2 separate regions of the Homo sapiens genome follow, and region 2 is linked to region 1. Evidence: chromatin contacts called from ENCODE Hi-C or POLR2A ChIA-PET data. All regions are on one chromosome and are shown on one strand. The core of a region is the stretch at or near the end of the contact, and the rest is flanking DNA. Distances in the headings are between cores, read along the strand shown. Region 1 holds the start of SKP1 (S-phase kinase associated protein 1). Region 2 holds the start of LINC02999 (long intergenic non-protein coding RNA 2999).

The links. Hi-C counts contacts between places; a loop is a spot of excess contacts on that map. ChIA-PET counts read pairs that join two places held with the same protein, here RNA polymerase II (POLR2A). Pooled maps may share reads with other maps.
Region 2: a loop to region 1 is called in a map of mammary epithelial cell, with 3 times the contacts of the local background. The contact joins the promoter of LINC02999 here to the promoter of SKP1 in region 1. A Hi-C loop is called at or near these places in 1 of 168 maps with a recorded cell type or tissue (mammary epithelial cell) and 5 of 50 pooled maps. POLR2A ChIA-PET finds 5 or more read pairs at or near these places in 6 of 52 experiments (A549, AG04450, H1 and 2 more).

The regions. Positions count from the first base shown.
Region 1 is chr5:134,174,126-134,178,933 of GRCh38, forward strand. SKP1 (S-phase kinase associated protein 1) reads right to left here and starts at 2,825. Exons shown (of 6, transcript NM_170679.3): 1 at 2,730-2,825. RefSeq lists enhancers at 2,206-2,485, 2,576-2,825, 3,729-4,243 and a silencer at 2,976-3,055.
Region 2 is chr5:134,433,354-134,438,280 of GRCh38, forward strand. It overlaps LINC02999 (long intergenic non-protein coding RNA 2999), which reads right to left and starts at 1,694. Exons shown (of 3, transcript NR_105044.1): 1 at 1,637-1,694. RefSeq lists enhancers at 2,865-4,064, 3,482-3,671, 3,772-3,841.

The DNA.
Region 1 (4,808 bases), core at 1,575-4,074:
TTCTAAGAACCTACAATACATAACCCTGTAAAGCACTGTTGTAAGCAGTTATTCACAAGTTAGTCTCCGAGTATTTCTATTAAAATTTTTTCAAAGTATAACTACTAGGAACAGAAGCTTTTAAGGCCTGCCCTACTGAACTCACTATTGGTATAAATTTAATAAAACATACATATTTGTATTTGCTTTCTGCCTGCCTTTCGTCTCCCACTGAATACTGGACTCCATCTGAACAGTTAACTGCCACAATTAACTACATGCGAACCTGAGGAAGGTCAGTCCAAAACAAACAACGCTACTAAATAAGATAGAAATTTTCCCCACAGTGAGTCCTACCTGTGAAGATGAGTTCAGATCCAAAGAGTACATCAGAATATGCTCATTTATGTCTGAGGCAATGCAAGACCATATACAAGAGAATAAAATGATTTAAAGATAAGCAGATGTGAGTACAATTCCCTAAATCTACTTAAAAGCTTCATTTCAGAGCCCTTTTTATCTTTCAGTACTGACTGTCCAGGTGACCAACTTTGAGATCTCTTGGCAAGATCTCCATAATAATAACCTATTACTTGCTCTGAAAACGCATTTATTAATTCAGATTAATTATGAGTCGTTAGGAAAAAGATATAATCTTACATAAAAAGTTAAGCATTTAATTTCAAAGGACTTGAGTTCTGGCAAAAAAAAAAAAAAAGGCATTTAAAATTAAAAGTCCAACAATTTCTTACCATCTTCAAATTCTTTTTTTAAAAAAGAAAACATACAAACAAGGAAAACAACAACAACAAAAAGAATAGCAATACCTGGTACAGATTAATTCAAGGCCTCTTAAAACTCACATACAACTTTTAAAAGGCCCATGCTTCTCAAGTATTCATAATCCGGTGATGTCACTATTAACTTATGGCACCTCTGAAGTTTTCTAGGTGTGTTGTATTACAAATCGCATATATTTTCCCAAAAGTGTATCATTTGGCATTTAAAACATGCATCACACCCATTTTATGTTCAAAGACTTATGACCCATTACATCGGTTAAAATATTCATTCAGCTTCTCTGAGACAATTGTCGCCAACCCCAAAGCAAACAGGTTGTTAGGCAAAGGAAGCAAAAAAGTAAAGCATGTTTTAAAACCAGCCACTGAAATATCCTACTCTCACTCATCCATAGTTGGAGAGAATCAGATTTCACTTTGCGATTCACAAACATGTCTGCTTCTCCATGTTGCTTAGCGCTTGCCAATAATGCAGTTGTCCCTGCTTAATGGAGAAGGATGCAGAGTAGAGGACCCTTCCTGTGACAAGACCACAACAAAAGGTATCTCCAAAAGAAAATATTTTAACCTGAGCCCAATTTTTAATTATAAAACATTTAAACATGTAATTTTTATATTAGATAGTACTGAAATGAACAGTGCAGAATCACAAATCTAACAATGCAGTTGATTAAAATTACTCTAAAAGCAAGACGACCGTTTCATATTTCTTTCAAATAACTCAAGATAAGTGCTTAGTCATAGTCAAGTTTGTGGATTGGGTTACTCTTAAGGGAGTTGAGACCTTACTAAATAGCAGCTGGTCAATCGGTTAATCTGTAATTCGATGCACTTGGTAATACTAAACTCAAAGATAAGTTTTAGTGTTACAGTAGAATAAAGTGCAAAATTTTTAAGTAATAATGGATGAAATATTTATTTGAAATGCTTTCAAAACAATTCCATTCTAAAGAAAGAGGCCTAAAGGCTCCTGCACTTGTAAATAATTCTCCATGGCCAGCATAAAGCGGGTTCTATCACATCATATAGAAAAAAAAACCCCTGCGCTTTAAGTGACCCGAAATTCTGACACTGCTTTTTAGACTGCACAGTGGAGGAGACGGTATTGTTCTATGAAACGGATACATTCTACTGTCACGCTCTAAAGGAAAAATGCATGTCCCTAAAACCCAAACGTGAAGTTTCCATTAAAAGTGAATCAAAGCAGGTAGACGTCCTATTTCTTTAAAAGCCAGATACCTAGAGTTAAGTTATACACAGTTAAGGCTCCTACAAGTCACACCACTCTGACGATGGTATCTGCTCAACGACTCCAAGTCATGGCAAAACAACGCTAAGAAATATTCAGATGGAGCAGGCGGCTATGTGCAGAAAGCCGGCGCCCGCACACGGTTAGCCAGGACCGACCGGTAGCTAGTGACGCCAGACACGGTGGAGAAAGGATGGGAGCCAAGAACCGGGCGGCCTCAGACCACCACCGCAGCTCTCCCTCCCGACCACAACAAAAGCCAGACACCGACACACGCCCACGCTCACGACAGCCAAGGGACCCCCATTCACAACCCCGCCGCCACCCCCGCCCTGGTCCCCGGGACAGCAGGCTTAAGACCAAGAGAGGCCCCCGGCCGCAGCCTGGGCCTTGCAGCCGAGCTCCGCGCCGGCTGACGCTCGGCCGGTGCAGAGAAGGCCCAGCCCGGGGTTCGGCTCACTTATGGAGCGCCGTGAGGACGCCCGGCCAGAGGAGGCCTCGCTGAGTCGGGGGCGGGGCAGGTGAACGGAACCTGGTAGGGTCTCCCGAAGAACAGGGTCGACAACGCGATCCACCGGGCCCGAAAGAAGGCCAGGCCCAGTCACCGCCCGCCGCGGGCAGGCCCAAACCGCAGCGGTGAGGCCAGCCGGCACGCAATCCGGTAGCCACGACCCTTTCCAGTTCAGTGGGCGGCTACTCACGGTGTTCGGTGTTAAGGAGACGGCCGGCGGGAGGCTGACGAGAGCCGGGAGGCGTTAGCGAAGGAAGAGAAAAACCGAAGACGAAGCCACTACAGCGTCGCAGCGCGGCGCGGCGTCTGCTTTATAGGAGAGGGCGCAGGCGCCGAGGACCCCGGGGCGCGCGGCGTCACATCGCGGCTGGGCTGGCCGCCGAGATCGCCTGACGGCAGGCCGAGAACGGCTGGGCGGGCCCAGGCCGGGAGGCGGCAAGGAGCTGCCGGGGGCGGCTGGCCGGGGGATCGGGGGGCCGGAAGAGTTTTCGCCTCTCCCCAGCTCTGAAAGCGCCGCGCTGTCTCGTCAACTGGGTGCCGGACCCCGACTGGCCTAGAAAGGTCTTTCAGGCAGCGGTGCCCTAAGCCGAGTGAAAGACCCCAGTTAAAAAGCCTGGAAAAAACAAAACCGGGCGAGTGTGTGCGTCTCTGTGTGTGTTCCTGGGAACAACAGAACGGGGCGTGTGTGTGTGTGTTCACTCCTGGGGGGGGCTGCGTGTGTGTGTACGCGCGTGTGTTCATTCCTGAGGTGTATGTGCGCGCGCGGGTGTGTGTGTTCATTCCTGGGGTGGGGTGGGGTGGGGGTGGGGCGCTTGTGTGTGTGTGTTTTACTACTGAACTGATACAGCTTGTCCAGCTTCCATTCTCCACGGTAACCCTCCGAGGTGAAATAGTGTTAGCCTTTTCGCCTCTGCAGTGAGGGAACAGGTTCGGAACGGTTAAGTGGCAGAGCTAGGATTTGAACCTTACTCCACAATTAGGTGCTGTTAGCCCTTATTTCCTACTATTGACTTCTAAAGAGGCTTCCATGCCAAACATAGCCATCGTTATAGGGAAACCCCAAGTCTAGAGAGATGGCTCCATCTAGCAGTAGGTACCTACTCCTTCACTAAACATGCTTTGAGCCCGACGTGCGAGGCGTGGTGCTGGGGATTCCGCCGTGAACCAGGCAGCCAGGGCCCGGCCTGGACGTAACTCTTCTCTAGGGTGCTCCCAGGAAGGCTTTGATGAGGTCGATGGAATGAAGCCAGCTGTAAAGGAAAGGGAGTAGTCTGAAAGCCCCACCCTGTTCTGCTCGGGAACATTACTCTCCCCATCCTAGGAGACTGGGCGCCGGGCTCGCCTAGCCAACAGGCACGTGATGATATCCCTGACACCAGGAAGACAAAAGATACTTCCACACAGGGCCCCCTGAAGAAACCAGAGATGTACAGTGCCTCTGGGATGGGACTGGGCAGGAAGGCCAAGCAGCTCCTTGAGTTACCAGGTCTTTGTCTACAAGCCTATCCAGTGTCTGCCAGGTGCCACAGCTGATGACAGAAGATGAAACGCCTGCAGCTCTCAGACATTTTCTTTGCAGCACAGCCCTGCCCTCAGCAGCTCTAGCTTCAGGCCTCCTAGGCAGGGCCCACTGGAGCCCCTTTGCTCCCCGCCTATGGCATAGAAGGTGGTACCTTATTAACTCTCTTTAAGCATTCTAAGCAGGACTGTGCAGTGTCAGGTCACACAGCCCGGGGACCCAGCACAGGGTCTGGCATAAAAGTAGGGATATATTTTTCCAAATATGTCTGAGAACCCCCTTTATTAGAATCACCAAGAAATGTCTGCTTTTAAAACAGATTTTGGGGCCGGGCGTGGAGGCTCACGCCTGTAATCTCAGCACTTTGGGAGGCCGAGGTGGGCAGATCACTTGAACTCAGGAGTTTGAGACCAGCCTGGGCAACATGGTGAAACCCCGTCTCTACAAAAAAACAAAAATTAGGTGGGTGTGGTGGTGTGAGCGTGTAGTCCCAGCTACTCTGGAGGTTAAGGTGGGAGGATCACCTGAGCCCAGGAGGCAGAGGTTGCGGAGAGCCAAGATGGTGTCACTGCACTCCAGCCTGGGTGATAGAGTGAGACCCAGTCTCAAAAAAATAAATAAAACATATTTCATTTGCTTGTATATGGTGCTATATGTATAGATTATCTCAGGAAAGATACACAAGAAATTGGTCACCTCAGAGGAAGGGAACTAGGTCACTGAGGGATGGGTTAGAATAATTTTTCACCT
Region 2 (4,927 bases), core at 444-2,943, 260 kb after region 1:
GCAACCTCTGCCTCCCAGGTTCAAGCAATTCTCCTGCCTCAGCCTCCCGAGTAGCTGGGACTACAGGCATGCACCATAACATCAGGCTAATTTTTGTATTTTTAGTGGAGACAGGGTTTCACCATGTTGGCTGGGCTGCTCTTGATCTCCTGACCGCAGTTGATCCACTTGTCTCGGCCTCCCAAAGTGCTAGAATTACAGGCGTGAGCCACCACGCCGAGCACACACATTGTTTAATGGTATCGGTAAAACACTCTTGACCTTTTGAACAACAGCAACCAGACCCAAATATGTCTCTCTGCTTTTGTTTTGGAATGGGGATGGAAAAGCTGGAGAGGCGCTTGGCAGCACGGCCCTTGCCCCAGTGCTTGAAGGTCTGGTCCATCTCCTGTGCATGAATAAAAAGCAAGGGGAACGCTGAAATATCATCTCTTTGGAATTCAGCATGAGCCCCACTTCTCTACTCTCCTGTGTTGACACATTAGTGCTATTGTGTTGCATCTGCTGGTGGATCTCCTTTCATCTGCAGGCCACACAAAACCCCCTCATGTAAAGCTGCACACAAGGCTCTCAAATTATGAGGACACTTTAGCAGTCATTCCTCTTATAGAAGGGCTCACAGTCTTAGGGAAGGATTGCTGCCATTTCAGTGTGCTCCACTGTGCCCTGATACAGAAAGTCCAGACAAGCTAAGGCGGGAAAGCCAGGCTGGGAGCCCGTGACAGGGAAAAGTTAGCAGACGAGTGAGTAGACCAGATGGATAGGGCTTTGAATGCCACACCAAGGTCTTTGGATTTTTCTGCAGGCATTGGGAGCCACCCAAGGATTTTGAGCAGGAGAGTAACATGAGACAAACTGTGCTTTCAGAAAATTAAGTTGGCCGGGAGGAGTGGCTCACACCTGTTATCCCAGCACTTTAGGAGGCCGAGGCAGGTGGATCACCTGAGGTCAGGAGTTCAAAACCAGCCTGGCCAACATGGCCAAACCCCATCTCTACTAAAAATACAAAAATTAGTCGTGCGTAGTGTTAGGCGCCTGTAGTCCCAGTTACTTGGGAAGCTGCGGCAGGAGAATTGCTTGAACTCAGGAGGCAGAGGTTACAGTGAGCCAAGATTGCACCACTGCACTCCAGCCTGGGTGACAGAGCGAGACCCTGTCTCAGAAAAATAAATAAATAAAAATACAAAAATTAGCTGGGTGTGGTGGCAGGCACCTGTAGTCCCAGCTACTTGGGAGGCCGAGGCAGGAGAATCGCTTGAACGCGGGAGCTGGAGGTTGCAGGGAACGGAAGTTGCAGTGAACTGAGATTGCGCCACTGCACTCCAGCCTGGGCAACAGAGTGAGACCCTGTGTCAAAAGAAAAAAAAAAAGGAAAATTAAGTTGATAGCTGTAGCTCAGAAGGTTCAGAGAGGGAGAGGCTAGAGTCCAGGGGGCTCTAGATCAGATCACTGGGAGACCTTTGTAAAAATCCACACCCCAGGCCAGGCACAGTGGCTCACGCCTGTAATCCCAGCACTTTGAGAGGCCGAGGCGGGTGGATTATCTGAGGTCGGGAGTTTGAGACCAACCTGACCAACATGGAGAAACCCTATCTCTGCTAAAAATACAAAATTAGCCAGGCGTGGTGGCACATGCCTGTAATCCCAGCTACTCGTGAGGCTGAGGCAGAAGAATCACTTGAACCCGGGAGGTGGAGGTCGCGGTGAGCCGAGATTGTGCCATTGCACTCCAGCCTGGGCAAGGAGAGCAAAACTCCGTCTCAAAAAAAAAAATCCACACCCCAGCCTCTGCCCTTCAAGATTTTGTTTCAGGTGGTTTGGGGAGGGAACTAGGAATCTGCATTCTCAAAACATTCCACAGGTGCAGAGGTCATTGTGACAGGCTGCTAAAGGGGACCAGACCCCAAATATGGGGCTGGGAGTCTAGGGAGAGAGGGGAAATAGATGGGGATGCTACCCTGAGGCGAGCCCCACCTGGCCTCTGCCTGTTTAAGGGGCTGAAGGGAGGAAAACATGAAGAAGACCATCAAACTGGGCCAGGAGAGCTGCCTGGAGACTGGTGCCCGGCCTGCAAGGCAACCTTAGAAGAAAATCAGATTTGGGAGATGATGACATGGGACATTCCAGGTGACAAAGGGGCCTGGGACTTGGGGGATGGTGAATCTGTGAGCACCTGGCTCCTACTTACAGTCATGGAGTATGTGGAACTGGGAAGGGAAACTGTCATTCACATCTCTCAGTCAAAGATACGTAGGCACATGCATGGACACAAACATAGCCCTCTTCTGCAGGAGTCAGAAAGGCTGGTGATTCAGAGACTGGGCTCTGTAATCCAGCAGCCCTGGATTGAAATCCTGACTCTGTGGCTCTGGCTGAGTCACCTGTCCTCTGTGAGCAACAGCCTCCTCACCTATAGAAAGAAAATGTTGCCAGCAGTTAACTCAATATGGCTTTGTGGTGACTCGATGAGATGCTGCATGCAGAGGCTGGACACAGTGCCTGACACAAGGAGAGACTCTGTATGGAAGCTCTAAGGGTAATACTAAAAAATGCAATCTCACTTCTGAAGCCAGGGAGCCATAAAGTATTTCATTCAGAGTGCAAGGAAGAAAGTCCACAGGAAGACATGAAGCCTTTTTTTTTTTTTATACAGAGTTTTGCTCTGTTGCCCAGGCTGGAGTGCAGTGGCATGATTTTGGCTCACTGCAACCTCTGCCTCCCAGGTTCAAGCGATTGTTGTGCTTCAGCCTCCCGAGTAGCTGAGCTTACAGATGCACGCCACCACGCCCAGCTAATATTTTGTATTTTAAGAGAGATGGGGTTTCACCATGTTGGCCAGGCTGGTCTTGAACTCCTGACCTCAAGTGATCCACCGGCCTCAGCCTCCCAAAGTGCTGGGATTACAGGTGTGAGCCACCATGCCCAGCCAGCATGAAGCCTTTCATTTGCTGCTACCCATTCCGTATGGCTTTCTCTGGGTGTGTGTTTGGTGAGTCCTTTGCCTTTGGTTTCTAGGACTCATAGAGAAATGACAGACCCTTCCTACTGCATTTAATTGGAGAGGAGCACAGAGACCTGAGATTATAATGATGACGTCTTAAATGTCAAGTGCTTCAAAAGTCTGCTGTTGCACTCACTGTCACCCTAAACAGCTCTGGAAACCAAAACCCTGCAGCCACCTAAAGCATGCCCTGAGTCTCTCAGCCAGGTTTCATCTGGGAAATCTGAGTGACAGTGACGTGCAGGCAGCTGGAAGACGCACAGTAAACCGAGGAGCCTGTGATGAGCTCAGAGGAGGTGAGTTGATGATCTGCTATTTATAGCCCCACTAAGAGGCTCTGGCCGCCAGCTCCATGTGAGTCTGGGTGGAAATGATGCCTTCGCAGAGCTGAGAGCACAAAATGAAGTTGGTGATTCATGGGCAGCAGCCACTTGAAAATATGAACACTCCTGCGTCCCCAGCCCCGCCGGCCTTTCACACCCATTTGGAGGCGTGTTGAGCAGAGCTGCTAGCCTGCTGCATCCTAGTCTGCATGTGTTTGGGCAGGATGTGAGGACAGGCCGGTTCTACCCTGACAAGGAGCCTGCAAAGGGCAGCAGCACGCCTGGGAGCACTCCAAGAACGTCTGCCCACCCCCCGAGAGGCCTCGGCTGGAACCCAGGGCAGGGCTGAGTAAGAGGTAAGCCCCGAGAGGACCTGCGGTCACAGAGAAAGGACACTTCCTGCTCCTGCCCTCTGTCTCCAGGGGCGACGCTGGCAACAGAGCAGCTTTCTGATGACGCTTGTTCTGCTGAACATACAAAAATTTACAATGAGGAAACCCTTGCAGCTTGACATTTCCCCCCGCACAATTCCACAGCCCAGCACCTGTCACCTGAAATAGCTATTGTTTATTTTCCTCAGTAACATCTTGGCTTCCAGGCCAAAGTCTACTTGGAGGCCCAAACTCAACTCACCCTATGTGAGGAATGCCCTGGAGGTCTCTCAGTTTCCCACAACCAAACTGGATTTAAAGGGCCAAACCAGGATAAGGAGGCCAGCTGAGCTCTGAAGCCAGATTGTCTGGGTTCAGATTCTTTCTCTACACTTGCAGCCACGTGGCTTCAGTCAAATTGCCCTCTGAGACTCAGTTTTTCTCATTGGTAAAATGAGGATAATTACAGAACCTACCTCACTGGGTTGCGGTGAAGGGTGACATTTGAGTAGTGGTCAGCCCAGCATCCAGCACATGGACAGACTTGATACTGGACACTGCTGCTGCTGCTTTTGCTGTTGAAGTTGTTTTCACTCCTGGGTTTTGGTCCCTGTACTGATAGCACTCCTTTGCACACAGTCTATGGCACTGAGGTTCCTTGTGGAGGTGGTGCCCTGAGGCTTCAATAGAGACCCTCTGCCCATCACAAACAAACCCCATATCAGGCTGCCAAGCATAGTGGACTTCACCCCGGGGGCATCTCAGCCCCATGCTTGACCGGCCCCTGCCTTTGCCTAGGAACCAAGTGCCTTTCCCTTGGGGCTGGGCTTTGCCCGGGTTGACTACCCTGATGCTTCTGCTCCTCTATGTCCTGGGGTGGTCTTGGGGGTATTAACTGTCACCATCCAGTGGAGGGTTTCACCGAGGGTCCCAGGTGCTAACATGAGGTCTGTGGCCAGCAGGCAGCCTGGATGACTGGCCGGATAGGCAGCAGGGAGGGCCTGGATGACTGGCCGGATAGGCCCACCTCACCTATGGGCTGCACTTGCAGCACAAACTGCTGATTCATGGAGACTCATGAGGCCTTGGCTATCTGTACATTCTCCATCTCCAGCTGTCGGCCAAAATATAATTGTAGTTGTCACTTTGGCAGAGAGATACTATGATGTGTCCTATCTCCAAGGCAGTGAGCTTTTGGAAGATAGGAGGGATCTGCAGCTGCTCCTGTGGAG